Linked DNA regions of Homo sapiens: region 2 is linked to region 1. Evidence: chromatin loops called from intact Hi-C (ENCODE). Cell type or tissue: GM12878. All regions are shown on one strand. Each heading gives the region's core, and the rest is flanking DNA. Links, peaks and the distances in the headings are about the cores only.

Region 1 (17,054 bases), core at 4,406-12,405:
TTTTTAAAATTTCAGTGTTCCAAAGAAGGAAACAGCAGACACTGCGGTCTACTTGACAAGGGAGGGTGGGAGGAGGGAGAAGAGATAACTATTGGGTACTGGACTTAATAACTGGGTGATGAAATAATATGTACAACAAACCCTCATGACGTATGTTTACCTATGTAACAAACCTTCACATGTATACCCAAAGCTAAAAGTTAAAAAAAATAAAATTTCAGTGTTCAGTTATTCATTACTAGTATCCAGAAATAGATTTAATAATGAACTTGTATCCTGTAACCTTGCTAAATCTACTTACCAGTTCTAGTAGTTTTGTAGACCCCTAAGGATTCTCTACATCATAGTTTGTGAATAAAGAGTTTTACTTTTCCTTTTTAATCTGTATGCCCTTTTTTGTTTTTGCCTTATTGCAGTGATTAGAATCTCTAGTGCCAGGTGTCTGGTAACAAGTGCTATCATGTAGATGGTAACAAGTCTGGTAACAAGTGCTATAGTAGAGCTATATGGCTTCTTAATGTTATTTTAGACATGAGGAATTTAGAAGACCAAGAATAGTACACCTAATGACTTGGGTAATTTTTCAAACACATCTTCCTACGTAATCCCTGGTTGAGCATCTCTGCCCTAGTGAGCTGCTAGGAGTAGGAAAAAGGTTGAGAACCACTGGTTTTGATTATACATTAACCTTGTATCTTTATATACTACTTATAGACACTAGAACTAGATAAAAATTTCGCTAGTAATTACAGCCCTAGCTGAGTGAATACTGGTGTTGAAAAGATGGTAATATGAAACTTACTTCCCCACATGGCTCTAACACCAAAACCATAGCATTCTCTTTTGGATTCAGGCTCCAGACCACCAGATCTGCTTTCCAGCTCACCCTGGCATTAGTCAGTAAACCTCTATAAGGTATCTGCATTCCTTGCCACCTTCACTTTCCATCTTATCCCACCAATAAAGGTTTTTACAAATATGAAACTTTACAAGATATTCTAGTGCTAATAAAAAAGATACTTTACTCATGCACCTATTTTTAAAAGAATTTCTGGTTGTTTTCCTTGTGAATAAAGGATTGGGATTAACTGAAAAACTGGGCTGAATTAGAGGTCAGGAAGGCCACTATTCAACCCAGCCCAGGTAAATAACTTTGTCATTAATAAGCTGAGCATGCCAAATGCAGCAAGAATTCATTTTGAGTGGTAAACTTAGAAGCCACGAGGATCTTCAGGCAAAATTGCAGTATTGGCAGAGCTTATCTTTGCCTTCTTCCCTTTAAGTTTTTCCCCCCAATCCTTAGTCATTTCGTGTCCCAGAGTTATCCAGAATCATATCTAGCAAGATTTATCTCCCAGGTTCCAAAGTGGGAATAAACTATTTTCAATGCCCTAAACAAATCTCCTGCTATATGAGCACAAGTTATGGTAGTTAACTGTTATTACTGAGTAATTCACTCTGTCCTGTAAGTTAAAATTGTTGTTGCCTTAAATAAATTTTAAAATAATTTTAATAGGCAACATTCGTTGATCACTTACTAAGGATAATCTCAATTAATCCTCCCCAAGGTTATGTATGTTTCTCAGGGCCATACATCAGCAAGGAGTGGAATTAAGCAAAAAAACCTAGGGTTTTATCTGATTCCAGAACCCAGCTCTTGAATACAACTTCCCATGGTCCTCTCTGCTTAGAACTATCCCCATAACCCAGTATTTATTTCCCCAGTGTGGCCTTTCCAGCCCCTGTATGTGATCATCATCTCTTGGAGTGCTTGCTAAAATACAGTTTGCCTCATCCCAGCCGTGTGAACTAAGGGAGAGTCTTTGGGAATGAAGCCCAGAACTCTTCATTTTCAATTCCCCAAGTATTCTTAGGCTACTAGAGTTTGAGAACTACTGTCATATAGCCTCTCTTCCTCAACTAAGGAACAGATCTCTGTAGTTTGTAGTAACTGCTGTAAAATGGCAGCTCCATAGGAACCTATTTTCCATAGGAACCTGCAGTTCACCTGTTCAGACAGATTTAGAAAATTAGAAGTCTCCATTTTGCATATAGCTATTTATAATAGTTGGGTGATCATGCTTCCTTCTTCTCAAAATATGCCACTTTATAATTCAAAACTGCAATAAAACTTTAGAAGAAATTTCCTTCCTCAAAAATCAAGACTACGAAAAAAGCAATCCTTGTCATTAGATATTTCTTAATACTGTATTAGTTTTCTAGACTGCCATAAAATATTACCACAAACTTCGTGGCTTAAAACAATAAAAAATTCGTTTTCTTATAGTTCTGGAGACTAGAAATTCAAAATTAAGATGCTGACAGGTCCACAAACCCCTCCCATGGCTCTAGGGGAGAATCCTTCCTTGCCTTTTCCAGCTTCTAGCAACTCCTGGGATACTTTAGCTTGTCACTGCATAACTCCAACCTTTGCCTCTGTCTTCACCATATTTCTATATGTAAAGGCTTTTTTTGGATTTAGAAGACACCTGAATCCACGATGATCTCATCTCAATCCTTATCTTAAATCTGCTATGATCCTATTTCCAAGTAAGGTTACATTCTGAAGTTCCGGTGGCCAGGTATCTTGATAGGACACTATTCAACCCACTGAAAGTCCTTATTTACCCCTCATGTATTGTTATTCTCCCTGCTTAAATTTTAGGATCAGTAACTACTCATCCAGATGTTGACTCTCATGTTCTAATTGAATTTAAACAAAAAGTTACTACTACAATGAATGTTTTGATGTTGCTGTGGAGTGAACGTTTGTGTTCCCCCAAAATTCCTATATTGAGGCCTCAATCTCCCATGTGACGTATTTATTAGAAGGTGGGGCCTTTGGAGGAAATTAGCTTATAAAAATGGAGCCCCTCATGAAAGAGATTAGTGCCCTTACAAGAAGGGATGGGGAAAAAATGGCGGGTAGGAGGCAGAACTAACTCTCAGCTCCGACTTGGATGGACAGAGCAGCCTGTAGAGACTCACATCGTGGGCTTTTGATCCAAGAAATACTGCAGAAACATAAAAGCTGAGAGAATCCACAGACCCTTTGATGGAAGCAGCTTGCTACTGCAGGCTCCGTGAGACAGCCAAAAAACTGTGAGCGACCAAAGTGTGAGAAGGGGAACCCGAAGGTCCAGATCTTGTGAGATGGATTTGACCTTACCTGGAGCTGAGATGAATTTAAGAGAGCCAAGCAAAATACAGGGGTAGAGGAAGCAGTGGGGAGAGCCCTGTGGGTACTCTCATTCCCAGGGAAGCCATTTCTGACTTTTTCTCACAGGGGTCCTTGGGGAGGACTGCCAGTGGAATTGGGGAAAGACCACAGGGAGAAGGAATCTTCCAGCTGAACTTTGTAACAACTTTGATGGAATGTGAAGTTTCCTGGACGGAATCTGGTGAAGATGGTGAACAGGGAGTGCAGATATGATCACAGAAGATGCGGCAGGCTGGGAGGTACAAAACCTGAAAGCCCTGCTTGCTTTCTCAGTGAGGGGGGTTGTAGCCTGGGGCAGGTTCTCAGCCCTGCTCACCGGCTGCCTGGAAATAAACCTGGAGCTATTGAGGGGACACGGCAAGAGTGAGACCAGCCTTTCAGGCTGCATGGGAACTGGGTGAGGCCTGTCACTGTTCCCTGGCGACCTGTGTGACACAGCAGAGGCAGCCATAATCCACCTGAGAACATAAGTCCATTGGCCTGAGAACCACACCCCCATCCCCCACAGCAGCCACAGCAAGCCCTGCCCAAGTAGAGCCTGAGCTCAGACCAGCCTAACCCTGACTTCACTTGATGGTCTTTCTCTGAGACCTGCCCTGATAGCTGAAGACAAAGGACATAAATTTCTTGAGAGCTCTGTTGTCCCTCCTACCACCTGAGAAACCCAAATACTTATCCAGACAGCCCTAGGGCAAACTTGTATCCTCCCTATGCCACCACAGCTGATGCTTTCTGGAAAGTGCCACCTCCTAGCTGGAGGTCAGCCAACACAAAAAACAGCACACTGAACAAAACTACAACCAAGGACCCTCACAGAGTCCGCTTCACTCCCCCAATACCTCCACCAGAGCAGGTGCTGGTATCCACGACTGAGACACTTGAAAATGGATTACATCACACAACTCTGCAAACACTCCCAGTCACCAGCCGGAAGCCTGGTAGCTCCGCTGGTTGGCTAGACCCAGAAAAGAAGTAACAGTCACTGCAGTTCAGCTCTCAGGAAGCCTCATCTCTAGGGGAAGGGGGAGAGCACCACATCAAGGGAGCACCCCATGGGACAAAAGAATCTGAACAGCAGCTCTTGAGCCCCCAATCTTTCCTCTGGCATAGTCTATCCAAATGAGAAGGAGCCAGAAAAACTATTCTGGTAATATGACAAAAGAAGGTTCTTTAAGAGCCCCAAAAGATCACCTTAGCTCACCAGTAATGGATCAAAACCAAGGCAAAATCTCTGAATTGCCTGTAAAAGAATTCAGAAGTTCGACTATTAAGCTATTCAAGGAGGCACCAGAGAAAGGTGAATACCAATTCAAAGAATTTTTTTTTTTTTTTTTTTTTTTTTGAGACGGAGTCTCACTCTGTCGCCAGGGCTAGAGTGCAGTGGCGTGCTCTCTGCTCACTGCAAGCTCCGCCTCCTGGATTCATGCCATTCTCCTGCCTCAGCCTCCCGAGTAGCTGGGACTACAGGCGCCTGTCACCACGCCCAGCTAATTTTTTGTATTTTTTAGTAGAGACAGGGTTTCACCTTATTAGCCAGGATGGTCTCGATCTCCTGACCTTGTGATCCACCCGCCTTGGCCTCCCAAAGTGCTGGGATTACGGGCATGAGCCACCACACCTGGCCCTAAGAAATTTTTTAAATGTTACAGGATATGGACAGAAAACCGTCCACAGAAATAGATAGCATAGATAAAAAACAACTTCTGGAAATGGACACACTTAGAGAAATGCATAGTACACTGGAAAGTCTCAGCAATAGAATCAAACAGGTAGAAGAAAGAACTTCAGAGCTCAGACAAGGCTTTCGAAATAACCCAGTCCAACAAAGACAAAGGAAAAAGAATGGGGGAAAAAAAAAACAACAAAGCGTCCCAGAAGTTTGGGATTATGTTAAACAACAAAACCTAAGAAAAATTGGTGTTCCCAAGGAAGGGAAATCTAAAAGTTTGGAAAACATTTGAGGGAATAATCAAGGAAAACTTCCCTGGCCTTGCTAGAGATCCAGACATCCAAATACAAAAAGCTCAAAGAACACTTGGGAAATTCATTGCAAAAAGATCATCGCCTAGGCACATAGTCATCAGGTTATCTGAAGTCAAGATGAAAGAAAGAATCTTAAGAGCTGTAAGGCAAATGCATCAGGAAACCAACCTGTAAAAGAAAACCTATCAGATTAACAGCAGATTTCTCACCAGAAACCCAGCAAGCTAAAAGGGATTAGGGTCCCATCTTTAGCCTTCTTAAAACAATTACCAGCCAAGAATTTTGTATCCAGCGAAACTAAGAGCTTCATAACTGAAGGAAAGATACAGTCTTTTTCAGACAAACAAATGCTGAGAGAATTTGCCATTACCAAGCCAGCACTACAAGAACTGCTAAAAGGAGCTCTAAATCTTGAAAAAATCCTCAAAATACACCGAAATAGAACCTCCTTAAAGCATAATCTCACAGGACCTATAAAACAATAACACAATGAAGAAAACAAAAAAGGTATTCAGGCAACAACTAGCACAATGAATAGAATAGTACTTCACATCTCAGTACTAACATTGAATGTAAATGGCCTAAATGCTCCACTTAAAAAATACAGAATGGCAGAATGGATAACAATTCACCAACCAAGTATCCGCTGTCTTCAAGAGACTCACCTAACAAATAAGGACTCACATAAACTTAAGGTAAAGGGGTGGGAAAGATACTCCATGCAAATGGACACCAAAAGTGAGCAGGAGTAGCTATTCCTATATTAGACAAAACAAACTTTAAAGCAACAGCAGTTAAAAAAGACAGTGAGGGACATTATATGATGACAAAAGGACTGGTCCAACATTAAACTATCACAATCCTAAATATGTATGCATCTAACACTGGAGCTCCCAAATTTGTAGAACAATTACTACTAGACCTAAGAATGAGATAGATGGCAACACAATAATAGTGGGGGACTTCTGTACTCCACTGACCAGACTAGACAGGTCATCAAGACAGAAAGTCAACAAAGAAACAGTGGACTTAAATTATACCCTAGAACAAATGGACTTAACAGATATTTACAGAACATTCTACCCAACAACTGCAGAATATACATTCTATTCATCAGTACCTGGAACATTCTCCAAGATAGACTATATGATAGGCCACAAGTCCCAATAAATTCGAGAAAAATGAAATTATATCCAGTACTCTCTCAGACCACAACAGAATAAAACTGGAAATCAACTCCAAAAGGAACCCTTAAAACCATGCAAATACATGGACATTAAATAACCTGCTCCGGAATGATTATCAGGTCAACAATTAGAAAATTATTTGAACTGAATGATAATAGTGATAGAACCTATCAAAACCTCTGGGATACAACAAAAGCAGTGCTAAGAGGAAAGTTCATAGCATTAAATGCCTATATCAAAAAGTCTGAAAGAGCACAGACAATCTAAGGTCACACCTCAAAGAACTAGAGAAACAAGAACCAAACTCAAACCCAGCAGAAGAAAAGAACCAAGATCAGAGCAGAACTAAATGAAATTGAAACAACACAAAATACAAAAGATAAATGAAACAAAAAGCTGGCTGTTTGCAAAGTTAAATAAAATTGGTAGACCATTAGTGAGATTAACCAAAAAATGAAGAGAGAAGATCCAAATAAGCTCAGTTAGAAATGAAATGAGAGCTATTACAACCAGGGCCATGGAAAAGACAAAACTGCTATCTGTAACTTACCAGAGACCTTCTACTCTCTAATTGTCTTACTCCTGAAGACAGCAGCTTGCCCCCTACCTCACTGATAATATCCCATCTTCAGCCAAATTTACTTTTCCTCTCAATGGAGAAAAGAAAGAAATTGTAGTAAACTCTGTTATATGCAAAATCACACAGAAAGATGGTAGGGAGATTAATAACATTAGACTTTATATTGGGGCATATTTTTACAGGGTTAATCTGTATTGTTATATATTTTGTAGATTTACAAGAATGTAATTTAAACAGTCTGCTATAGTTTTGATGGGTACAAAACCAGGTCAGTCTGACTCTGTAGCTCCTGTTCTTAATATGCCATTTTTAGAAAGTAAAGTAGCATAGTGGAAAGGCTTTAGAGTCATACGATAAGTGACCACTAACTGATCTTCAACAAATGACTTCTCTGTGGCTCAGTTTCTGCAAGTATAAAAGAAAGATAATTTCTCAAGGGCTCTTACGATACTTAAAAGTGACTGTGTGCACTGATAAACTGTAAGGGCAAGCATTTCTTTTTCTGTTCACCCATGTACCCCAGATGACTACAGCTGTGACTGGCACCGTGAGTGCTCTGTAGATAATTTGTGGCATGAATAATGCCTGGCACATCAGAGGCACTCAATAAATAGTAATAGCCACGTGCTTCATTAATCACCTTCAATCCTAACATCAGAACATAGAAACTATAATAATATGCTGTCTCTGGTCTCATTTATTTCAAAGACCAGCAAATTAGTAGATTATGCACATGCTCATGCCTCTTTTAGGCTTTTGTTGTTTCATTTGCAGGGGTTTTGGCAACTTGTAAACAAATTTGTTGGGCCCAACAGTAAGATAAAATATACTTTGTTACTGCTCTTGTTTTCACATTGAATTTTGAATGCCCTGTCTGAAAAATGATAATGAAAACAAGGTATATGAATGTAAAGGATTATGAGTACATGAATTTACACATGTATATATGTTGTATACAAGTCTTTGTGATTTTCTCACGTGTGTAGATTCATGTTTTCGTAATCCTTTAAGCTCTTCTGTATTTATGATTTTAGTTTACTGTATGTAATCTTAAATACTTATGCTTTTTCCCCTCAGTCAGATCCATAGGGTTTAAGTATCTTACTCATCTTGTCAAATAACTAACTTCTGCATTTATTTTTTAGTTTTATTATATTAAGTACTGCTTTTTATCTTTAGTAATTTTCTCTTTCTCTTTCCATTTGTATTCTTTTTTTTCTCCCTCTAATTTTCAATATGAGTAGTTTCTCTTTTTCAGTTTTCCTCTTTAGTAATGAAGCATGTAAGGTCATAAATTTTTCTTTCTATTGCAGTCTTCATTGTATCCTATAGATTCTCTTTTTCATTGCTTTTTAGATAATTCGTAATTTTCCTTTTGATTTTATCTTTTATCCATGGGTTATCTAAACTTTTTTTAAAAAGAGGAATATTTTATTATTTATTTTTATGGAATCTTGATGTGAGAATGTGCATCATAAAGTCTCAGTTTTTACAAAATGTGTTTAAATTGTCTTGCCACTAGGTAAGTAATCAGATTTTTTATAAATGCTCATGGTTACTGATACCTTTAAAATATTTTTGAGTATCAGATGGGTCTGTGAGAAACACACTCACCCATCCAAACCCAAAGAATGGACTTAGAGGCACAAAGAACAGCAAAAGTGAGACTTATTTTAATAGCGATCTTGCAAGATGGGGTGTCTGGTGGGCAGGCACACCCAGGCCAGCTACAACAGATAATTTATCTCCTAGCACACAAGTCCCTCCCCCAGTTCCCCATTGGTCGAGTACTCTGGGGTTACAATCTTCTCTGATGTCACCTAAGTCTCATTATCCGCCTTATAAGGTTATACCCTGGTCCCCTTCCCCACTTAAGTTTCGATTTCCCAATAACGAAACTTTCTTCGCTTTTAGAGGCTGACCCCTCCTCTACATTCTGTTTCCTTATTTTGTGACCTTCTAGGTGCATGAGCCATGCAGTTTGTTATGTTCGCAGGCTAGCTGCCCGTACTTAGACTTACTATGCCTTAAAAATGGACCATTTAAAATGTTTTCTCACAGGTCTGTATAAATCTATTAAGTCACATTTATCAATAGCTATTCAGTTCCTTTATTTAACTAGTTTTTATCACTGGAGTTGTTCAGTTATGGTAGAAATAGTGAAGCCTACACTATAATTTTATTATTTTTCAATTTCTCTTTGGATTTCTTTCTTTTTTCCTTTTAACTACAAAGACTGGTTCATACAGGTCTTTGACTAATATTTTCTTTTAAAAAAACATTCTACTCTTAGATGCTGAAAAGATATTTGATAAAGTCAAGCCATTCCTAATAAACACTAGGAAAATAAAATAGAAGTTAACTACTTTAATATGATTTTTACCAAAACTCAGCAGTCAGCATCTTATATGCTAAAGATCTCATTTTAAAACTCACATTTTAAATTCAAAACTTTAAGTAAATGTTAATGAAAGCAATAAAACTACCAAAAGACTGGAAAATTGACCATAAAACTGTTTTTGCTGCAATCTATAAGGTCAAAAAGTCTAGTAAAATTTCAATTACAATAAAAAAAATTTGTAAGTTGGCTATATATATACAACAATAGAGTTGTCCCTATTCTAGCAGTGATTACCTAAAAACAGAAATAGAAACACATGTTGTATTCACAATTATGTTCTATTCACAATTATGTGATAAAAATTATGAAATTGTTTAGGAATAAATTTTTTAAAAAACATCACAGAAGCTATGTGAAGAAAACTGAAATTTATTAGAAGACATAAAATAAGATTTGAGCAAAAGGAAAGAAAAAGCATACCATTTTCTTGGTTGAGAAGAGGATATAAAATTGCCAATTCTTCCAAAACTGTTATGTAAATATAATGCAAATGCAATTGCAGGACAGGTTTTTTGGGAGGGATATAAGGTATTTGTTTTGGAATTGAATTAAATGCTCTTCAAGTTTGTATTGCAAAACAGTTGTTCCAGGAGAAGCCAAGTATAGTTTGAAAAAGAACACAGAGGCACACTTGCTTTACCAGATATTGAGTCACTAAGGAAAACAGTGTGATCTTGAAGCAAGAATACTCACAGATCAGTGGAGCAGAAGAGAGAAGGGAAACTAGATATCTATATATGTGAGAATTTAATAAATGACCAAGTTGGTATTTTAATACAAGAGGAAAGGAGATCGGTGCCATAATTGAAATACCAACTTGGTATTTCAGTACAAGGAGAAACGAGGAGTTGTTTTGCTTGAAAAACTGATATCCATTTGAAAGAAAGTAAAGCTGGATTATAAGGCTAAAAGAAAAAAACGTATTTCATCTTTCAGAGAAATATAGGATACATGTATATTAGGGACTGACAGACAAAACTAGGAATCCAGAAGCTATAACAGAAATTTTCTTGACTAGACACACACATGGGTTGGAAAAGATGCCATGAAGTCAATTGATAGATAATGGATTTATAAAAATACTTGCAACACAGTGTACAGAGGACTAATAATCTGTGATAAAGAAGGGACTTTGCAAATTGACTAGATAGAGACAAACAACTTATAGAAAATGGATAAAGAAAATGAAGCTGCATTTACAGAGGAGCAAATCCAACAAAATAAACTCAAGAGTGGCTATATGGCAAAATTAGTATGTAGAAAACATTTACTCTATATATGGTAGAGGGTAAAGAACTCTTGCAAAGTCATAAGAAGATGACAAATAAATTATATTACCACAGTGTTTTTCCAATAAACTTATTTTTTCTCATCAAAGACATAAAAATACAAAATGAGGCTGAGCATGGTGGCTCACCCCTGTAATCTCAGCACTTTGGGAGGCTGAGGCAGGTGGATCACCTGAGGTCCGGAGTTCGAGACCAGCCTGGCCAACGTGGCGAAACCCTGTCTCTACTAAAAATACAAAAATTAGCCGGGCATGGTGGTGGGCACCTGTAATCCCAGCCACTTGGGAGGCTGAGGCAGGAGAATCGCTTGAACCCGGGAAGTGGAAGTTGCAGTGAGCTGAGATCGCGCCATTGCACTCCAGCCTGGGCAACAAGAGCAAAACTCCATCTCAAAAAACAAAAAAAAATTATATACTTGGGCAATTTTCTTAAATTACAATACCAAGCATTAGTAAGAGTGTGAAAAGGAAAGCACTGTTATACATTTTTGGTGTGCATTTAAATTGATGTTTCTGGTCAGTTTCCGACATGTAGCTAAAGCCTGTTAAGGTGTTCATATCCTTTTTAGTTAAGCTTATGAAGGTATCTATTTAAACGTGATTTTTGTGGAAAAAACTTAGAAATATGAAAACTTTTTTTAATGTGATATCTATATCATCAAATATTGTGCATCTATAACATGTTTTAGAAAGTCTTTAACAGCATCGATGGAAAGATGCACGAAAAATAAATTATATGACAGTATTACAGTATGGTTCCATTTCTAGATCTTTTTTTTTTAAGGTACATGTTATGTACGTATTTGTCTGCTAGAGAGGCCATAACAAGATAACACAGACTGAGACTGAGTGACTTAAACAAAAGGAATTTAGTTCCTCACTGTTCTGGAGGCCAGAAGACCAAGATCATGTGTTGGCGAGGTCAGCTTTTCCTGAAGCCTCTCCTTCATGGCTCGCAGATGGCCACTTTCTCACTGTGTCCTCACGTGATATTCTTTGGACATGAACATTCCTGGTGTCCCCTCCTCTTCTTATGAGGACTCCAGTCATACTGGATCAGGGCCTCACCTTTTTTGCCTCATTTAATCTTAATTACCTCTTTAAAGGCTTATCTCCAAGTATAGTCACATTGGGGGTTAGGGCATCAACATAAGAATCTTGAGGATACAATTGTCTATAACAATATCCACTTCCATAGGTGTTTTATGTGAATAAGTATCACCTGAACTTTGGGGAGGAAAAAACAAATGGAAGGATATATACCTGAAGGAAATCAGTTGGTATGATTCAAGTTTTTTTCTTCTATAGACTTAACTTGCATTTTCTTCATTTATCTATAGTAACTTCTATTACCTTTTGTAATAAGGGAAATATTTTTTGAATTCAGAGAAAGTATCACATGAAAAAAGTAAGTGATAATGCTAATATAAAATTTTATGTCTAAATATGAAGCACAGAGAAAACAGCCTTCTACTTTTTTCAAATAATCTTGAAGGCCCACATGTAGGACTATCTGTAGTTTTTTATGAACCCTGACTCTTCACCTGAGAGAAGTCCATTTCTCAGCATTGGCTTTTTAGGATGAATGGCATTGAGTCACTTAAAAGGGACTTGACCTCATATGAGCCAAAATGTACTTTGAAATAAAGTATGAATCTTTAAGGTGATACTGGAGAAATGCTTCCTTAGGGTCCACATATATATCAGTCAGAGATTTGCATGCTGTTAGGGTAACAGTAGATGGTAAATAGAACACTCAAAAGAAATAGAAAGCCTGTTCAAAAACAGAAAATGCCAAAAATTTCTCCTGTAAGTTGTAATTGATGATTAACTCCCACCAGTTGATACTGTATCAGTTAGCATACTTTAACTACTTATAGCCAAAAACCTGATTTAAACCAGGTTGAAAGGTAAGGAAATGCATTGACACAGCCACAACTTTAGCAATAGGTTATGTTTAAAGGTTAGATTTTGGCACCCAGCCATCTGAGCTAGGTCCTGGTACCTTCTATCTCCATTCTGACCTCTATGGTGTCAGCTGTATGTGGTTTTCTTGTGGCTTTCTGTATGTGGTTTTCTTAGGGCTTTCTCTTGGGAGCAAGACAACTTTCTCTAGAAGCCCTAGACATACTCCTCTCATGTCTCATTGTCCCAAATTGAGTAGTGAACTTATTCCTGAACCAGTCCCCAGTAACGGATATAGGGTTGCCATGATTAGCTCAGGTCAGTATCCTAAAGGCTATGTTTCTGTGCTATGGGAGAGGAGTAGACTGAATGTTAGAAAATAAACCACAGCATGCCCTACACCACACTTGGCATCTCTCACAAAGGAAATATTCAGGGTGCTGAAGGGCCAGTGTGATTATAATTTATATGATGCCCTTGAAGTATCAAGATGTTGCCAGATCCAGTAGAGGTCAATGTTTATCACACTTGCTAGGAAGCTCAGTATAGTAGCAAAGTTACTTTTCCTTTTATTTTTAATGCATTATGTGAAAAATATTCCTTGCAAATTTCAGATGTTTTCACTGAAGAAGCTTGAAATTAACATGTACTCAGCCTTGACTTTCCACGGTTTTAAATTGTAGAAATTATCAGTAAAATATAGACATAGTAGATAAGTACTGTTAATAGCTAGGCACTTGGGGCTATTCATTTTTTTATATATGAGAGTTCCAAGAGCTGTGATTTAAATTTCACATTGCTTCTTTAACTCCAGCCTCAGCAAGTGCATACTGTTATTCAGATTTTCAGTGATCTATTAATGTGTTAAAGTCAAATTTTGGAACATGTTGACATATTTTTATTCTATCTGGAAAATTAAACTTGTTTTGAAGATCCAGAGAACCAGTATTCATTGGGAGAGATAAACAGCACTGAAAAGATTCACCATTTATACAAAACACAAACAGTGCAACAGATTTAGGATAGAAATGTGAAAATAGGTGTCTCTAAAAATATGTGTAAAGAATCAAATTGAAATTGAATAAGCAAGACTGTTCACAAGTATACCATTTTTAGTTTTAACTTTCCAGCTGAAGGTTAACTTTGAAGCTCAAAATGGTTCTTATTTAGAAAAAGATTGAGTACTATCCTTGACTTAATAAAAAACAACAACAACAAAAGATGGGACAGGTGGCCAATGATCCTAGAGCACAGATCATCAACTTCCAATTCTGAATGCCATGGGACAACTTAAAATGTCTAAGGAGTGAGTTAGTAGGGATGGAGAGGAATATATGCCAGACATAATAGGGCTCAGAGCCAGAGTCAGTCCTCTAAACAGTTGCTTCTCCCTCTATGCTATGGGAGAGGAGTGGACTGCATGTTGAGAATAAACCACATCATGCCCTATAACAGACTTCATCTCTCTCAAAGGACAAGGAGAAAGAAGGAAGGTAAAGGATAGCAACCTAAATCTAAATTCACATCAAGTGGTAATGGTGATTATCCCACCTAGAGGAAGAATAATGATGATACAACAAGAACAACCTGTGAAGAGTATGTGCCCAACACTTCTCTAAGCACTGTAAAGTCCATATCCCATTTGCTCTTCACAAAACCCTACGAGGGTAGGGACTATTGTGTCCATTTACAGCCAAGGCTTATAGTGAGCATGCCAAAGCCGTAGAGCTGGTAAAAGGCAGGACTGAGAGCTGCCTGACTGCACCTTTTGTTCCTTAAGTATTCAACTTATGTAGAAGGGGAAATTAATAATGTTCCTAGTAGGAAACAATAGTATTTTAATACTCAAAGAAAATGGTACTGTTTGAGCCTTAATACCAGTTGGTTTTAAGTGCTTCATGCATACCCTTTTATTTTGAAGCTGAAAGGTATATTATTTATTGGTATTTTTAGTCTAAATATATCTGAATCAATCCATTCAAGACTGTTCTTCAAAATGTACTGACTAGTGCCAATCTGTCATGCTTTATTACTAGCTATGTACTGTTACATGTCCATGTCAACGTGGCACAGTGAATGATTGCTGAGTTACTAAATCCAAGTTTTATCTTCTTAGAGTAACTTTTCTTTTTAATTTGAAAAACAATGTACAAAATCAGCAGCCTCAGCATTTCCTTTCAACTCAAATGCATCTTAGATGACAAGCTACTTAACTCAAAACTCTAATCCATGCAGTTAGATTCATGAATTTAGATCTGGAAAATAGAAAATAGATTTTTATTTTAATTTTTTTAAAGCAGGTGTTAAAATGTAATCTTAAATAAGTTACATGTCGCCGGGCACAGTGGCTCACGCCTGTAATCTCAGCACTTTGGGAGGCCGAGGCGGGCGGATCACGAGGTCAAGAGATCAAGACCATCCTGGCCAACATGGTAAAACTCATCTCTACTAAAAACACAAAAATTAGCTGGGCGTGGTGTGTGTGCCTGTAGTCCCAGCTACTTGGGAGGCTGAGGCAGGAGAATTGCTTGAACCCGGGAGGCGGAGGTTGCAGTGAGCCGAGGTCACGCCACTGCACTCCAGCCTAGGGGACAGAGCGAGACTCCATCTCAAAATAAATAAATAAATAAAATAAGTTACATGTTTATATAGTCTGCATATATTTGATTGTGGAATGGAGAAAGAAAAATTTTAGTTGTTATGAGATCACTGAGTTAAAAAAATTGTGTTATTCTGTCATTGAACTATATAATTGGATCTGATACTTAGGCATGAGCAAACCAGGATTTCTTCACTGTACTATGCATGTAGAGACTACAAAAGCCTCTTTCCATTCTTTTGTTTTAAACGTACAGATGTGTAAGGATTTGGGCTCCCTCCCATTCTCAGTGAGCTGGGACTCTTATAATAGTCGTGGGCTCAGCTTGATGTGCTCAGAGACACTTCATGCTGGATATTACATTTGTAAAATTCAGTTATAGCCTGTAAGCTTCTGTAACTTAAACATGAATAAAGTACTCAAGATTTCCTCACTCTGAGACTAAAAATTAAGATTTGAAATATTAAGCAAGTGCTTCATTCTTCCAAGGTATAAACAACTATGGGCCCAAGTGAGTGTGGTTGTTCTAACACAGTGCTGGCTTTATAAAATATTAAAATATGAAACTTTCCAATAGTCACAGTGTCTGAAACAGAACGAACCCGTTTTCTAAAGCCCGTATAGACAGATGACAGAATAGACAGCATCTAGATTTATAATTTAAACCATCTGGCCATGCGCGGCGGCTCACGCCTGTAATCCCAACACTTTGGGAGGCCGAGGTGGGCCAATCACCTAAGGTCAGGAGTTTGAGACCAGCCTGGCCAACATGGTGAAACCCCATCTCTACTAAAAATACAAAAATTAGCTGGGCGTGGTGGTGTGCGTCTGTAGTCCCAGCTACTCGGGAGGCTGAGGCAGGAGAATCACTTGAACCCAGGAGTGGAGGTTGCAGTGAGCCGGCGACAAGCGCAAAACTCCATCTCAAAATAAAAATAAATAATAATTTAAAGCATCTAAAAAGCAATGAGATCTTTTAAAAATGGCTTTTACTGGTGACAGCCACCTTAATTTGCCTATTTAAAAGTCTGTTGTTTTCATGCCAAAAGATTTAAAGGCAGTATAAATCCTTCGTAACTGCAGGTACATTTTTTTCTTTACAGATTACAGTATTTTAGCCCAGTTATAAATGGTAAATGAAAGAGGCACATCTCAACTTTTGACTATCCATTTCATTATTGTCAGTTTCATATGAACCAAGCCCCAAGGCCATGCTAACCTCTTTCACCTGTTCCCTATACGGAGAAGCTCAGTTGTTTGTTGGTACTGGCTCCCTGTGCCAGAGGCCATGGTGCCAGAAGGTCTTGATAGGATATGAGAAATCAGTTCTTCTACCTGCACAGAATTTGGCTCTTCTACTCAAGAAGTACAGAGTTACATGTGGCTTTGTGGCTTTTGTGTTTGGAGATATTTACTTAATATAAAGCTTTAAAGTTATCAAGACAGGCCAGAAGTGGTGGCTCACATCTTTAATCCAAGGACTTTGGGAGAATGAAGTGGGAGGATCACTTGAGTTCAAGACCAGTCTGAGTGACATAGCAAGACCCCTGTCTTTATATATATATATACACAAATATATATATATATAAAATAAAAGTATCAAGATAGTCAACTCTCCCTCCTTGTATAAAAGCCATTCTCCATTTCCTCCTCTCTTGCTTTTGGAGTTAACACATTTTCGAGTCTCTATGATGCTTAAGGAAAGCCTAGGCTGCCAGCACTGCTCAAGGAAATGAGTGTCAAGGTGTAAGCTGTCTTTCTTCTCTCCACACCTAGTTCCCTTCATCACTTTGTCTTTTTTAGTTTCTAACATTACAGTGTTACTCTTTACTTGCTTATAATATAGATGACATTTTAATTAAATTATAATATCATTCTAAAGTTCTAGATT
Region 2 (17,054 bases), core at 3,319-11,318, 120 kb before region 1:
GTTTTGGAGAAAGCACCACTTAGAAGTATGTTAGTGTAAAGAATTGGAGGCAGAGGTGGAGGCTAGGCCCAGGACCTTGGCCTGGGACCAATCAGGGGCTGAAGTGATGATTCACCCTATATAAATGAAGACTTAGCCCGTGGCTACTTACAGAAAAGTAGACATATGTCAAATAGGTGAAAAGTAAGGGACTAAGGCATGCCAAGGAGAGAGAAATGTATCCAAAGGGTTTTGGGTTCACAGAGTAAGCATTTCCATTGAAGGACATGGGCTCTTTCTTATCTGGGGCCTGCAGTTTGATTTTCAGGCTTCTTTGTTTGAAGGAGTTTTACCAAGGACTCACCCCAATTGCCTGCCTTACGGGTGTCTTACTTTATCCTCTCTCACGATTTCTTACTTTATCCTCTCTCATGGGCATGTTTGAATGTTTCTGAGCTCACTTTCTGCAGCTGTAAAATGGATATATGGTTAACCACCTTATAGAGTTGTGAGGATTGGAATATTGTTTGTAAAGTTCTTTATACGGTATTTCTCTTTTGTTCCATGTCTTTTAATGATTTCTGAAAAAATACTCATTTTTAATGCAACCAATTTTAAATACAGGTAGAGTAGACTGGAGAGACCAGACTGAGAGTGGGAAGCCTGCCCTTAGGCTCCTTCTATCTCTAAAGTTACGTGTTTGTGACTCACTTTAAATGTAGATTATATAAGGTGTAAATCAACTACCAGGCAGTCTGGATAAAAATTTTCTTAGCAGTAAGGAAAATAAACTGTCAAAAGTGAATCTGATCTCTGTTACCTCATCTAGAATAGAAAGGGTTTAGTTGGGCCACTGATTTCGGATGATATTCTTTAACACCTTTAAGAAGGAGAGGTCCTGATAGAGGTGAGGAGTGGGGTTGGGCTCTGAAATAGAGCAGCTGTGTTTTGTTGTTGTTGTTGTTTTTGGAGACGGAGTTTCGCTCTTATCGCCCAGGCTGGAGTGAAGTGGTGCAGTCTCAGCCCGCTGCAAACCTCCACCTCCTGGGTTTAAGCGATTCTCCTGCCTCAGCCTCCCGAGTAGCTGGGATTACAGGTGCCCGCCATCACGCCCAGCTAATTTTTTGTATTTTTAGTAGAGACAGGGTTTCGCCATGTTGGCCAGGCTTGTCTCGAACTCCTGACCTCAGGTGATCTGCCCACCTCGGCCTCCCAAAGTGCTGGGATTACGGGAGTGAGCCACTGCGCCCAGCCTACTGCTGTGTTTTTATTTGTTTCATATGAGACTTCTTGGGATTTTTGGATAAAGAGTTTCGTGGTCCAGAAGTTTGCAAGCCAGTGGAGTAAGTTATCTCTAAAGCCTATTTGAACTCTGAATTTCTGTGATATGTGATTGTATAGGCAATGTGGCTTTTAGATTTATCAGATTTTCAAAGATGTCTTCCGTGGTATTTTAATGATTATACTGTTCTGAAAATAGTCTCTTTTTGGCCATAAAAAAGTTCCATCTGTATATCCTATAAATAACTTTAAAAACATCCTGCAAGTACCAATTGCCTTTCTTAAGCCTTCATGATATTTTATTACCAAATAAAGTCTTTTTTTGGCAGTCACATTAACTATGTTTTTATTTATTAATGGTAAGAATGTGCTACATGAAACACTTTAAGATAAATAGAGTTCTATGGTCATTCTCCATCTGTTACTTACTTTGATTTTTGTAAATCTAGAGAATAAAAGGGTCAGCATTTTAATAGCCAAGCAGATGTTTGAGTAATTGACCCTGTTATTATTTGTACAAAATATACTTTTATATAAAGCCATTGTCTTTGAGAATAAGTGAAAGAAAACACCCATTTTATTAACATTAGTAACATTTACACCGAATTCCATGGTTGATAGAATTCAATCAGAAATGCTTTGAATAAAAAATTATTTGATTCCTTTCATATTATGAGGTGTTAATCATGAAAACATCTCAAGTATTTAATAAACAAAATCTAATGCCAATAAGTAGAAACAAAATAATATTACCTATAATACATACATAAGAAATAGATCTCTTATTTCTACCTCTTCTTCAGTACTTCATGGTTTTTTTGACTCAGGTTAGAGTTGTTTTGTAGAATAGTGACTATATATGCTTTATCTGTGGCTTTACCTCATTGCCTAGATAAGCTTGTTTCATGAATGAAAATTACACAATATAGTTTTATGAGAGTTAAGCACTTCTCTAGAATTTGTTTCCAGTAGAAGACTATCTTTGGCTGCTGCTGAATTATTTTTCTAAAGCAATAATGCCTTAACTCTTTCTAGTTACAAAGCCATCTGAAAAATGTTAGGGATCCTCTCTGCAGAAAAATACTTTATACATAGCAGATAGATTTAGGGGGCTGAACCCTTGAATACATTTCATGAGTCATTGTGGGTAAACTACCCTTTGCTATGTGAAGAACCGATTGTAAGAGGGAAACCGATTTAAATATTTTCATCATTTTGCTTGTATCTATTAAAAGAAAAAATAATATGAATGACAGATATGAAACTAGCCCACTTGTCCCATAGAACTGATTTTATAATTTCTTTTGAATAAACGTAGAAATTGACCCTCTCGGGCTTAAAACCTGAGACAGTTACTGTTGTCTTATCTGAGTTCCTTTTTCAGGATACCAACCATCAGGCCTCACAGATAGTATCAAGAGAACTGAAACTTACCAAATCACCGTATCTGGACAATGAGACACCAGCCCCTTCACCCATCATGATTGCCCGACCCAACCACCTGCTGCCTGTTGACCAACTCCTCTTCCTTACCACTCCCTAATTCCGTTTTTTGTTTTGTTTTGTTCTGTGTGTGTGTGTGTGTGTGTATGTGTGTGTGTGTGTGTGTGTGTAGTTACATTTCTTTCCTGCTTATAAAATCCTGATTCTAGTTGGGCAAGAAGGTGAATTTGAGACTGATCTCCCGTCTCCTTTGCTGGACACCCAGTTAAAGCCTTTTTCTCTGTCAATACTCATCTCAGTGATTGGCTTTCTGTGCTGCAAGCAGCAGGGACCTAGACCAAACCCCCAGTGCTTTGGTAACAAATGCCTCTGTTTTATTTGACAAAATGGTGGTGTGTTCATTCAGTTTGCATTAATCTGTAACTTTAAAAAAGTCTTTTATAAAAGATAATGATGTAACTATAGATTTTGTAAAGAATATGAGCAGTTTGTGTTTTAAAGATCTGATTGTAGGCTGAGTGCGGTGGTCAACATGGTGAAACCCTGTCTCTATCAAAAAATACAAAAAAAAAAATTAGTTGGGCATGGTGCCCCACGCCTGTGGTCCCAGCTATTTGGGAGGCTCAGGTGGGAGGATCAGTTGAACCCAGGAGGTGGAGGTTGCAGTGAGCCGAGATCATACCACTGCCCTCCAACCTGGGTGACAGAGTGAGACTCTGTCTCAAGAAAAGAAAAAATAATTGATACAATATGAAACATGAAGGAAAGCATTTTATTACTTGTCCAGTCAAATCACTTGTTGGATGCCCTCCCCTGAAACAGTGGTATTTTATGCCTTCCAATGAATCTCAATAATTCTATATTAGAAAAAAAGATTAATGTCTGAATATCAACTTTTATATGTATGAAAAACATTGGACCAGTTTAACATTGTATAATTCAAATTTTATACTTTATGTTAGTGGCTAATGCTACCCTCAGTGATATGTATATCAGTGATGGACTTTTGTCCAGTTCTTTAACGTAAGAAATCCTGGCTTCTGATTTTTCTCTTCGGAACAGATGTTGCTGGGATATTTTTTGTTAATATGTAAAAATTATACTAGTTGCACACAATTTGGAAAATAAAAGTTAGGGAGGGAGGAAAAAACCAGTCTCACTATGCAGGGACAGCCATTGGTAACATTTTGATGTACTTCTATCTAGTGCTTTTTTTGTTCAGTGATTTCACTCTCTAGTTTTTGGTCCCCTTTTGTTCTCTTGCTTTGCTTGTGTTTGTTCTTGTTTCTAATTTGTAAGGTGATAGGTATTCTTACAATTTCTCTTTTTCCTTTGGCATTCATGACTTCCAGGGCAGAAGTGGTTAGTTATTCATGTCTTGATAATCTCTCAGCTAAGTAACATATTATTTTTTTTGTTTTGAAATATAATTCACATCTACAATTCACTCATTTAAACTGTACAGGTCAATTGTTTTTAGACTGTTCACAGAGCTGTGCAACCATCACCACTGTCTAATTTTAGAACCCCCCCTTCATAAGCTTTGTACTAATTAGTAGTCACCTCACATTCCCACTGTCCCCAGCCCCAGCCCTAGGGAACCACTGGTCTGCTCTCTGTCTCTGTAGCTTTGTCTGGTCTGGGCATTTCATGTGAATGAAATAATATACCATGTGGCCATTAGTGATTGGCTTTTTTCACTTAGCATAGTGTTTTCAAAGTCCATCTATGTTGTAGCATGTGTCAGTACCTCATCTCTCTCTTTTTTTTAGTATAATATCTACTGATAGATATACCACTTTTGTTTATCCGTTCAACAAGTGAAGTCTATTTGGGTTGTTTCCTCCTTTACTATGAATAGTGCTGCTATTGATGCAGGACAGGTGAGCCCCCAAATTGGGGCTTAACCCAGGAGAATTCTTGGCTTTACCCAGGAAAGAATTTAAGGGTGAGCCAGTGACAGCAGTCATTTATTGAGCAGTACTGTTCCTTGCAGAACAGGGCTAACTCACAGGCAGTGGGCCCAGAGTAGGCAACGTATGGTCTCTTGGCAGTTGCATTTATACTTACTTATACCTACTTTCAATTACATGCAAATTAAGGGGCAGGTTATTTAGAACTTTCTAGGAAAGGGGCAGTAACTTCCAGGCCCTTGCCAAGGAAGGGGTTGGTAACATCCAGGTCATTGCCATGGCATTTATAAACTGTCGTGGCGCTGGTGGGAGTGTCTTATGCTAATGGACAATGGGGGCAGCTAGGGATTGCTTTCCTTGCCATCTTTAGATGCCTGCCTGTTTTTTCACTTCATCTTGTCTGGGCCAGATCCTGTTTTGGCCAGTAGGGTTGTGACCAGAAAACAAGTCCTGCAGGTCTCCTATCTCACTATGAACATTTATGTGCCTGTTTTTGTGTGGACATATGTTTTCATTTCACTTGGATTTATATATCTAGGACTGGGCTTGCTGGATCATATTGTAACTCTATGTTTAACATTTTGAGGACTATAATAAGTAATTTGAAAAGTAGTCCCTTAAATAACAGCTAGGTGGAGTATACTAGAGTTACCCTAATCATTTTGAAATGATTTCACATAATAGAGTTCCACTTAGCATGGGTGTATGTGGTTTTAACTTTTACATCTTGAAAGGAAACTTTGTGTAGTAACAGGAAATTGTTGAAATATAGTGTACTTGCTGTTTGAGAAGAAAAAAATGGTGATATTTTTAAAAGTTTGCTGCTAATAATTCAGATTGTTTGAAACAGTTTGGAGGAAACAAAACCAAACAGAAATCTGAAACCATGGAAAAACTTCCTTGTGACTAAACCAATCACTGTGCAGTGTGTACCACAAAAAATAATGTCAAGAAGTCCGCTTCTTTATGTCTTTGCATTTTGTCCTAGCTTGACTGAGCACTGTTCTCCCTCAAGACTCAGGCCTTGGTTGTATATTAATTGCTTTTCTCTGTTTTAGTTGATTTTCCTTAGCCTTCTAAGATCCCCTTCTAATGGAAAGAACGCTTAGCCGGTCACAGGAGATGTGAGGTCTTAGCCTGACTGTCACAACTGGCCTCTTTGAGTTGTGAGCAGAGAAAATTTCTGCTAGAACTTTCTTCATGCTTAAGGGACTTACGTGTGTGTGTGTGTGTGTTTATATATGTGTGTGTATATATAAACACATATATTACACATATATACACAACATAAACATATACAACATATTACACATAATATGCATTACATATATAACATATTACATAACATAACATATATTACATGTAACATATATTTATGGGCTCATATTTTGTGTAGATGGATTTAATTTCAGTAAACCTGCTTTCTGACTTCATCACTTAGTTCTTTTATTATATTAATAATTTTTCTGGCTGTGTCTCATGAAGGGAAAAACAAAACATGAGCTTAAACTTCAAATGGGAAGAGATAAATGCTACTCAGTAAACCAAATGATGGTTTTATTAGGCTCAGGATCTTTGGTGGTGCCAATGTAGTTTTAGTTTACTAAATACTTTTATCATTCCTATCTCAATTTATGTTTTCAGTCTTTCTAACTTGTTGTTGAAAATTTACTTTGGGCTTAATGTATGGCAAGCAATCATCTTCCTAAGGGGTATGGGTTGTTTCTACCTTAACATTAATCTTTTTGCTTTGATTATGGGATCATGGAAAAATAGCAGTTACTGACAGGCAACTTACTTTGGCTACAGCTAAGCTACTTCTTTTTCCTCTCCCCTTCCTTTTCTCTCTCCCTTCTTTCCTTTTAACCCTATAAGTAACAAATGGAAATGTTCTCTATGAAACATTAGAGAAAGGTTTAATTCCCTTTGACCACCATCCTCAGTCACAGCTGTCCCATCCCATAGAGGCAACCGCATGTGTCATTGGCAGGTATTCTTCTAGACAGATCTCTGTGCATTTGTAATTATTTATATAAACCATATGGCATTAAGCCTTTTGGGGGAGGGTGTGGTTTCCTTCCTTCCAAAAATGGTATTGCATTTTCTCTTAGCAATACATCTTGGAGAGCAGATCAGTTTAGAAAATACAGCTTGACTGCATTCTTTCCAGCTGCTGCATATTGTGTCATAGTATTTGGATGTACCATAGTTAATTTAGCTCTCTCCCCATCAGTGGACATTAATGTTTCTTCTTTTTCTGTTACAGACAATGCTGCAAGGAAACATCTTTGTACATTCAGTTGAATATTTCTCTAGGGTAAATACTAAGAGGGAATTAATGATATTCAGAATAGCAATACCTACTTATCAGTTTGCCCTCTAAACTGGGTATACCACTTGATACTCCCTCCAGCTGTGAAGGCAAGGACACCAACAATGATTTTTAGAATATCAGGGGCAAAACTTTTTTTTTTTTTTTTTTTTAACAATCTACAGGAGAGGGGAATGGAGTTTTATTGTTTTAATTTGCATTTTCTTGAAAATAGTGAAGTCGAACATTTCTTTGTATATTTATTGAGCATTTGTATTTTCTTCCTATGAACAGCATATGTCTAATTAGATGATTTATAAAATATTCAGGTTAAATTATTTTATGCATGTAACATTTTTGGGTGACTATTGTCATAACATACATATAGAGAAGTACATAAATCACAAATTTCAGTTTTAATAAAGTGAATGCACCCTGTGTAACCAGCAGCCAGTTAAAGAAACAGAGTATTACCAAAATCTTAAAAGCTCCCTGGTGCTTTCAGTTCCTATACCTGCTCCACACCTCCCAAGGATAACCATTACTCGTACTTGTAACGTTATAATGTAGCTTATCTGTTTTTGAACTTCAGATAAGAAGAACCATACAGCATATACTTGGCTTCTATGTATTATCTTGAATTTTAAGCAAGATAATTATATCAGGGTTTGGAGAACTGTGAATATTTAATTCACACTAAACCTTTCAGTAAACCTCAAGAGGTAAGTAATAAGAGATAAGTTGTGTCATTTTGAGGTAATCCTAAACCACCTTTATTCTGGTTTAAGAACTCTCAGACTTCCCCCAGGGAATTACCAGGCTTGTTTATTAAATCCATTAACGGTTCAGAGTCCTTCCTTGCTTCATTTTGGGTACATATAACTGAAGTTTGGCCCCATTCTGCTCTTTAACTGTCCTGTTGTGTTTGCTCAGAATTGGTGAACTGGGCTTTTATTTCTCCTAAGTTCTCCCTAACTAAAAAGCTTGTTATCTTGTAACTTCTTTTTGTTCCTAAGAAAGTATTATTCTTTTGTTCTGTTTCGGAAGAATGAAACTGTGTAGTTTGTTCCTTTCCTGTTGTCTGTTTGTTTTTTCCAAACAGATAAAGGTTTTTTCTTTTGATGATTTGTTTATTAAAGGAATATACTTTTCTGTCTTTGGAATATTTTTAACATAAATTTTTAAATATTTCTAATGGTTTCTCAAAACCGTACTATAATAGAGACAGTGTTTTAAAATTAATAAGTAAAGATGAGTAAAGTCACTAATGGTAACATTCTATTTATTTTTAATTAATAGTCGCTTCCTAAAGGAATTTAAAGTTTTTTATAATAAAAGACACGTGATAATGCTATTAAGAATACAAATAAAAGATTGAAAGAGGAGAAAGAGATAGTAATAGCTATAATCTTTCTTCCTGGAATTGAATGTTAAATTTAGCTATGAGCCTTTGAGACTCAAAAGGAAAACAAATACAGTTCTCATTGGGGGAATAAAGAAACATACCATTTCTTTAGGCAGGACAGTTTATGTTACTAAGTTCTGAAAGAAAATTACATGGATCCTTGTAGATTGCACAGAAAGGCTTGCATACACTCTTTAACAGCAGTTAGAAAATGCAGACATGTTCATCAGAATGAGGCTGTGCAAATTAGCATCTATCCATAGATTTAAAAGAAATTAATTAGCTCATAAATATTTCACTAACGTTTATGGAAAAAAACAATCAGTTTGACTGTGTCTGGTTGTGAAGCTTACAAGAAGAGTGGTGCATAAATAATGAACATATTTCAATTCCTTCAGATTGCAGAATAATCTCAGTAATCAGGTTCTGATTATTTTAGCTGTCTTTTAAAATATTTCTATTTTTATTGCTAATGATAATTGTAATAATGACTGTTATTGTATATGCATATACTATATATGCAATAATTGACGTTAGTGTTCACTTTAATTTTATGTATTTGATTTTGTCATTTGAATCAAAATCAATGTGTTGCTTATAGTTGTCTTGGAAAAATTATAAAGTTGTCTGATATATTTGTTTTAACTGACTCCCAAGGATTGCTTTTCTAGTAGAGTATTTGATTAGAGATTACAACAAAAAATAATTTTAACAGGGATTAACTGATGTCTTTTCAAATTTTTTATTAAATATTTTTATTTAAGTTCAGGTTTACATGTGCAAGTTTGTTATATAGGTAAACTTGTGTCATGGGGGTTTGTTAAACAGATTATTTTGTCACCCAGGTATTAAGCCTAGTACCTGTTAGTTATTTTTCCTGATTGACTCCCACCCTCTACCCTTCAGTAGGCCCCAGTGTCCCCTCTGTGTGTCAATGTGTTCTTAGCCTTTAGCTCCCATTTATAAGTGAGAGCATGTGGTATTTGGATTTCTGTTCCTGCGTTAGTTTGCTTAGGATAATGGTCTCCAGCTCCATCCATGTTCCTGCAAAGGACATGATCTTATTCTTTTTTATGGCTGCATAGTATTCCCTGGTGTATTTGTACCACATTTTCTTTATCCAGTCTACCATTGATGGGCATTTAGGTTGATTCCATGTGTTTGCTATTGTGAATAGCTGCAGTGAACATACACATGCATGTGTCTTTATGATAGAAGAATTTATACTTCTTTGGGTATATATCCAGTAAGGGGTCTGTGGGTTTTTAGGTCTTTGCAGAATTGCCACACTGTTTAACACAATGGTTGAACTAATTTACACTCCCACCAGTAGCATATAAGCATTCATTTTTCTCTGCAACCTCGTCAGCACCTGTTATTTTTTCTTTTTAGTAATAGCCATTCTGACTGGTGTGAAATGGTATCTAATTGTGGTTTTGATTTGCATTTCTGTAATGATCAGTGATGTTCAGCTTTTTCCTCATATGCTCGTTGGCCACATGTATGTCTTCTTTTGAAAAGTGTCTGTTCATGTCTTTTGCGCACTTTTTAATGGGTTTTTCTCTTGTAAGTTTAAGTTTTTTATAGATGCTGGATATTAGACCTTTGTTAGATGCATAGTTTGAAAAAATTTTTTCCCTTTCCGTTAGTTGTCTGTTCACTCTGTTGATAATTTCTTTTGCTGTGCAAAAGTTTTTAGTTTTCTGAAATCTCGTTTGTCAGTTCTTGCTTTCGTTGCAGTTACTTTTGGTATCTTTGTCATGAAATCTTTGCCAGTTCCTATGTCCAGAATAGTATTGCCTTCCGGGTTTTTATAGTTTTGAGTTTTATATTTAAGTCTCTAATCCATCTTGAGATGATTTTTTGTATATCGTGTAAGGAAGGGGTCCAGTTTCAGTCTTCTTCTAGAACCATTTATTGAATAGGGAGTCCTTTCCCCATTGCTTGTTTTTGTCAGCTTTGTTGAAGATCAGATAGTTGTAGGCGTGATGCCTTATTTCTGGGTTCTCTATTCTGTTCCATTGGTCTATGTGTCTGTTTTTGTACCAGTACCATGCTGTTTTGGTTACTGTAGCCCTGTAATATAGTTTTAAGTTGGGTAGCATGATGTTTCTAACTTTGTTCTTTTTGCTTAGGATTGCCTAAGCAAAAAGTGAAGAGCTCTTTGGGCTCTTTTTTGGTTCCATATGATTTTTAAAATAGTTTTTTTCTAGTTCTGTGAAGAATGTCATTGGTTGTTTAATAGGAATAGCATTGAATCTATAAATTACTTTGTGTAGTATGGCCATTTTAATGATATTGATTCTTTCTATCCATGAGCATGAAATGTTTTTCCATTTGTTTGTGTCATCTCTGATTTCTTTGAGCAGTGTTTTGTAGTTCTCCTTGTAGAAATCTTTTCACCTTACTGATTAACTGTATTCCTAGTTATTTTATTCTTTTTGTGGCAATTGTGAATGGGATTGGGTTTTTGATTTGGCTTTCAGCTTGACTATTGTTGGTATATAGGAATATTAGTGATTTTTATACATTGATTTTGTATCCTGAGACTTTGCTAAAGTTGTTTATCAGCTTAAGGAGTTTTTGGGCCAAGACTTTGGGTTTTCTAGATATAGGTTCATGTCATCTGCAAACAGGGATAGTTTGACTTCCTCTCTTCCTATTTGGATGCTCTTTATTTCTTTCTCTTGCCTGATTGTTCAGCCAGGATTTCCAATTCTATGTTGAATAGGAGTAGTGAGAGAGCATCTTTGTTTTGTGCCAGTTATCAAGGGGAATGCCTTCACTTTCGTCCATTCAGTATGATATTGGCTGTGGTTTTTGTCATAGATGGTTCTTATTATTTTGAGGTATGTTCCTTAAAAGCCCAGTTATTGAGAGTTTTCAACATGAATGGGGTGTTGAATAGTATAGCTGTCCAGTGGGAATATATTTTGTTTCTAAATTCACCATGTGTTGTCTCCATATTTCAGGATTAGGTCAAAGCAGAATACTTTTTTTTTTTCTTTTTAAGGCAGAGTCTCATTGTCTCCCCCAGGCTGGAGTGCAGTGGCCTGATCACTGCAACCTCTGCCTCCTGGGTTCAAATGATTCTCCTGCCTCAGCTTCCCAAGTAGCTGGGACTACAGATGCATGCCACCATGCCTGGCTAATTTTTGTATTTTTAGTAGAGTGGGGTTTTGCATGTTGGTCAGGCTGGTCTCAAACTCCTGACCTCGAATGATCCACCCGCCTTGGCCTTTCAAAGTGCTGGGATTCCAGGCATAAGCCACGACGCCCAACAAAGCAGAGTGCTATATGACAGATAAAATCAGTGTCATCAGCTGATGTGGAAGCCAAATGTGGCAGGGAGAGCAGGAATTTTATTAGCACATGGTCAAGAAGCCAAGTACAGATTAGGATTTGTGCCAGGTTCACCTGGACACTCTATTCTTGACTCAAACAGATGGTTTGTTTAGTAGCAAGGATTTTGGTGATAACAACTTTCAGAGAGTCTTCCTTTTGTGCCATCCTCTCAGAATTTGGACCGAATGCCTTCTCTATCTAATGTATAGTTGTCACCCTGAAATCTCCCTTTCAGGATCATCCTTCTTGACCTCTCATCTATGATGATCTCTTACTTGCTGTATTTCAGATCTCCCTTAGTCTTTGTTTACTTCTTTTAGTGGAGCCCATTTTCCAGTAGCTTCTTTTTAAAAGATTGTATGGGAAGTCACTTTTACACCTGGCATGTCTGACAGTGTTTTTCTACCAACTACTCTAACACTTGCTACAGGGACGGGTTGGAAATAATTTTCTTTAGAATCTTAAAGTTTTTGTTCTGTTTTTGTCTTGCTCCTGGTATTGGCTGCTGAGATGTTCAAAGCTGGTCTAATTTTTAATCCTTTGTATGTAACCTGTTTTTTCCTTTCTAGAAGGTTTGTGGAACGTTCTTTGTCTCCACTCTTCTGTAAGTTACAGTGGTATTCCTTGGTGAACATCTGTTTTCATCCATTATCTTTGCTATTAGTAGGCTCTGTTAATGTGGAATGTCATTTTCTCCGGTTCCGGGGAATTTTTTTGAGATTGTTGTTGCTGATTTCCCCCTCTCCAATTTCTCACAACTCTTTTTGGCCCTTGTATTACTGGCATATGGGACCTCGTGTCTTGGCCCTTTCATATATTCTTTCTGCTTTCCATCTCTTTATCTTCTGCTGGGCTTTTTGGGAGATTTTTTCTCAACTTTATTTTCTAACTCTTTGGTCGTGTATAATTTTTGCTAATCATTTTTGCTGTTTTAAACTTTCAGTAGCTCTTTTATTCTCTGGATATTTCCTTTCTTCATTTTATTTTCCCACAAGAACATGTTATTGTTTCCTGATTGCAGTATTTATTGTCTTTTTGAAAATGTTAAAGATAGTTTTCTTTGAAGTTTTCTTTTCCCCTGAATAGTTTATTTCCTTCAAGTATACTTTTTTTTCTGTTTAATTTAGTCTCTAATGTCATGTTAGAGTGTTTGCTCAGAAGTCTCATTATCTGTTCCTAATAAAAAATGGGTGATTTAGAAAGCCAGTAGAGGCTTGCACGTAGGTGAGGCTTGTGAACTTTGGGCTTTACTGAGGGGTGATTTATGTGGGCTGTTTATTAGGGAATCCCTCAATGTTTCTGTATTTTCGAACTCCTGACCTCAAGTGATCTGACCGCCTCGGCCTCCCAAAGTGCTAGGATTACAGGCATGAGTCACCGCGCCTGGCCTGTTTCTGTATTTTTGTCTTTCCTCATAGCCTGGTCAGACATCCCAGAGAGTACACTCCTGTCTTCTGCCTAGGACTGTGCTGTTCAATACTGTGGCCACTACCCACATGTAGCTATTTAAATTGAAATATAATTAAGTTAAAAATTCATTTCTTCAATGGCACTAGCCACATTTCAGATGCTCAATAGCTACATGTAGCTAATGGCTGCAGTTTTGGACAGCATAACTAGGGAACATTTCCATCATTGCAGAATATTCTATAGGACAACTGGCATAGGACCAAAGATCTTGTTGCCAGCCATCTGAGAGCTCATCCAGGGAAGATGGTCTGAGGTTTTAGCATTCAGGATTCAGCATGTATATGGTCACTTAATCCCACTGTTCTTAGAGTGGTGACCATGCCCTAAACTGTGCATTTCCTAATTGGGAAACTCTGTTTTACCTTCTCTAGAGAATAGACATGCAAGTTTATGCTGCGGTAGGAGAGGGACAGTTACCCAGAGGTGCAGAGAGAGAAGGGAATCTAGGAATCCACCTGCCCCTCACTCATTACCTAATCCTCTTTATTTTGGCAAACTGCCATTCATCTCCATTTGCATCCAGCAGTACCTGATGCTTCCGCCTCCTAGGCCTTAGGAGGATTCTGTGGGTTTGTTTTCAACTTTTTCCTCTGCTGGCTTACACTTTGTCTTTGCAGGTCAGCCAGGATAGTCAACATTTGGCTTTCTGCTTTCCAGCTTTTAAAATGTTGTTCTTTTTTTGGTTATTCTTTGTAGGTGTGGGATTTTTAGTGTGTTTTTTGAGAGAGCACAATTAGATATTTCATCTTAATATGAAACTCTTCAGACCTTTTTAGTTTTGTTTTTAGTTTTTTGGAATTCTTATTTTATTTCATGACACATTTGTTTTTATCAAAATTAATAAATTTATGTAAGCAAAAATAGAAAAAATTAACCACTGTATAATGTATATATAAAAGGTTATCATATTCTAGATAATGCTTTGTAACTCCTCATTTTCCTTATGTTGATATTGTTCTGCTGGATGTCTTCTCTTTGCCCTCTGGACACGCTCTCCATTCTTTTCTTTTGTCTGCCTCAAGAGACCCAGGGGGCACACTTTTCTCTTATTTCCAGTTGGGTGAGGTCAAGGGGAAGGAAGCCCTCGAAGGAGATAAAAGGGTGGATGGAGATTAAGGAGAGGATATTTATCTCCAGATAGCCTCTTTGTGGCATAATCTTGAGTTTACTATGCCCCTCTGTTGAAATCAGACCTATTAATACACCTAGAAATACATGTACTCACATACACAAATATACATAGATGTACACATTTTTAAAAAATTTGGCTTAAGGCAAAAATGGGATCATGCCATCTATTATATTTTGCAATCGGTTTTATTTACTGAATGTCAAGGATACCCAGTCATATCAGATGATGTGAGTTTCCTTATTCTCTTGAATGCCTGCTTAGTATTTCATAATAAATGTTAAAATAAATGTTCCCCCTTCTCTTATTGGTAGGCTTTATTATTGCCCACTGTTTATTATTACAAATTATACTTACATGAACAATGTTGTATCCATTTCTCTGTGTACTCCTATAAATATTTCTGCGTGATAGAGTTCTTGAAATATAATTATTAATTAAAAATGCACATTTCTGTCTTGACAAGTACTGCCTTATTACTAACTTAAAGGGTGGTACTTAATTTACAGTCTTAGTAGCAGGATAGAAAAATACATTTGTATCTATAGCCCTGCTAATGTTAAATATTGTGAATATTTTCAGTTTTTCTAATGAGATAGAAGGAAAATGGTACTTTAATTTATATTTTACTGATTACTAATGAACATATTTCACAAAAGATGTGTTAGGGTTTTTCACTGGAAAATTTGTTGAATCTAAACTGAGTTTAGATTAATTATTAATGTGTAGTTATATATAAATATACTGTTTGCTACATTTAACTATATGTATTTAAATATATAAATATCAATAAATATATGTATATATAAGTCAGCACAAGTTAATTTTCATTTTCCTGCATTTTTGGAAAAAATGGGGAATTTCTAGGGTTCCCTAGTTACTAGAGTAAAAAATGCAAGAAGTGCAACTTTAGTATAATGTAGTTGAGTGGTTTTGTGTGTACTTTATTGACCCCTAGTCTCATGAATGAATGAGTTTGCATTTGCTTAAACAATATGCTTAATTCATTATATGCTTTTATTATTCATTATTTACTTTTTGGCCTTTAAACTCTCTGCAGTTTTGGATTCTTTTCTCTGTGAAAAGAAAATATCTTGGGCCCCCCAAATCACTAAGCTAAAGGAAGAGGTCAAGCTGGGAACTGCTTAGAGCAAACCTGCTTCCCATTCTATTCGTAGTCACCCCTCTGCTAACTGAGATAAATACATATCTGCTTGCCTTCTGTGGAGGGGCTAATCAGAAACTCAAAAGAATGCAACCATTTGTCTCTTATCTACCTATGACCTGGAAGCCCCCTCCCTGCTTCGAGTTGTCCCGCCTTTCCAGATAGAACCAAATGTTCATCTTACATGTGTTGATTGATGTCTCATGTCTCTCTAAAATGTATAAAACCAAACTGTGGTCTGACCACCTTGGGCACGTGCCTTCAGGACCTCCTGAGGCTGTGTCACGGGTGCCTGTTCTCAACCTTGGTAAAATAAACTTTCTAAATTAACTGAGACCTGTCTCAAATTTTGGGGGCTCACAACTGCATTTTCTGAGAATCTCCTTGGTTATAGGTTCTCTTAGCTCTCTCAATATAAACAGTGTCAGGGACTCGTTAATGGAACTAAATCTTTCATTCCTTTACTTGTAAGTACTACTGATAAATCAGCAACTTGCTTTTGAGGCTTTTGTTTGGATGAGGTGAGAATGTAAAGTGCCTATTTTAGGACATACTTGACATTGTCAAGGGACATAACAAGGTCCTTTTGAACCTTCACATTTACAAATCTATTGTAGCATATCACTTCCCCCAAGAAGTGCTTATGAAGTAAGTAGAACAGAATAAAGGCTTTTTGAGATTAGGATACTAGACAGTTGGCCAGAGTCATTAATTACTACCTAAATGGTTTGTTTTTTGACATCAGCCTTGCAGTGTTCACAATTCAGTTTTGAGTTTCAGCAGATTACTTCCATGTTATGACCTTTGGATTATTCATGAATAGTTGAATCTCTAGATGTTAAATATGTAAATACCAAGAGCCCTCTGTAAAGTTCCTGATAGGTATTCGGTGGTCAAAAGGTAGCCTATATTTAGAATTTCTGTGTTAGTAGAGGCCCCAGAGAGGTTTTCCCCTAACCTCCTAACTTTATAAGTGAGGTGTCCAGGTTAAGTAATGTGGTTGTGATCCTCTGGCTGTTGAGTGTTGGAGCTGCATCACAGACCTCTGTGATACCAGCGTCTGTCAGTCCTGGGATTTTTGCCAACAAGTCCCATGCACTCTCTGTTTGGATCCAGAGCAGGCTCTTAACAAAATCAATCTGTATACTGATTGAGTTCATGTTTATATACATTTCACTTTTGAAACGTTTATATACATTTCACTTTTAACATTTATCCTAAAACATGACTCATATGCCTTAGATATTTTTCCTCCACCCCTAGTGACCTGGCAAATGTGGTTTTCTTGGCCATCCTGGCCTGGGTGTGTGTACTTTCTCCCTCAGGCCTATGTTGTTGTAACCCCCGCTCCCCCACTGCCCCCATTGTATACCTATACCTCAGTAATATGAGTTTAAAAAGTTTTCTGATTAAGCCATGCTGTTTCAAATTTCTGTGACTCTGTAGGTTATTGCCTGGAGTATTCTCTCCCCTCCCACAACCACTTTTCCTCCAAGAGTCTAAAGCCTTCTTTAATCCCTGTTAGCAGAGTTCATCTTGTCTACTTTGATCTACCCTTAACACCTGTTGCATACCTCCTATCCCTCTATTACAGCATGTATCACAGTGAATTG

The links. Hi-C counts contacts between places; a loop is a spot of excess contacts. Peaks named below come from ENCODE experiments on the same cell type or tissue, not always from the same donor. Only the 100,000 strongest peaks of a DNase experiment are listed, where the experiment ranks them.
Region 2: a loop joins it to region 1, with 1.9 times the contacts of the local background. A loop is called at or near these places in 2 of 110 quality-filtered maps.

The regions. Positions count from the first base shown.
Region 1 is chr2:30,618,510-30,635,563 of GRCh38, forward strand. The region is part of intron 5 of LCLAT1 (lysocardiolipin acyltransferase 1); the gene reads left to right. Among named protein-coding and RNA genes, the nearest start is that of LCLAT1, 180 kb to the left of the region's middle. RefSeq lists a silencer at 6,860-7,060 and an enhancer at 8,688-9,027. In GM12878, for the core only: no CTCF peak of the experiment used is centred there; a DNase peak (open chromatin) is centred at 8,822; H3K27ac peaks cover 3,812 bases.
Region 2 is chr2:30,498,249-30,515,302 of GRCh38, forward strand. The region is part of intron 1 of LCLAT1 (lysocardiolipin acyltransferase 1); the gene reads left to right. Among named protein-coding and RNA genes, the nearest start is that of LCLAT1, 60 kb to the left of the region's middle. In GM12878, for the core only: no CTCF peak of the experiment used is centred there; no DNase peak of the experiment used is centred there.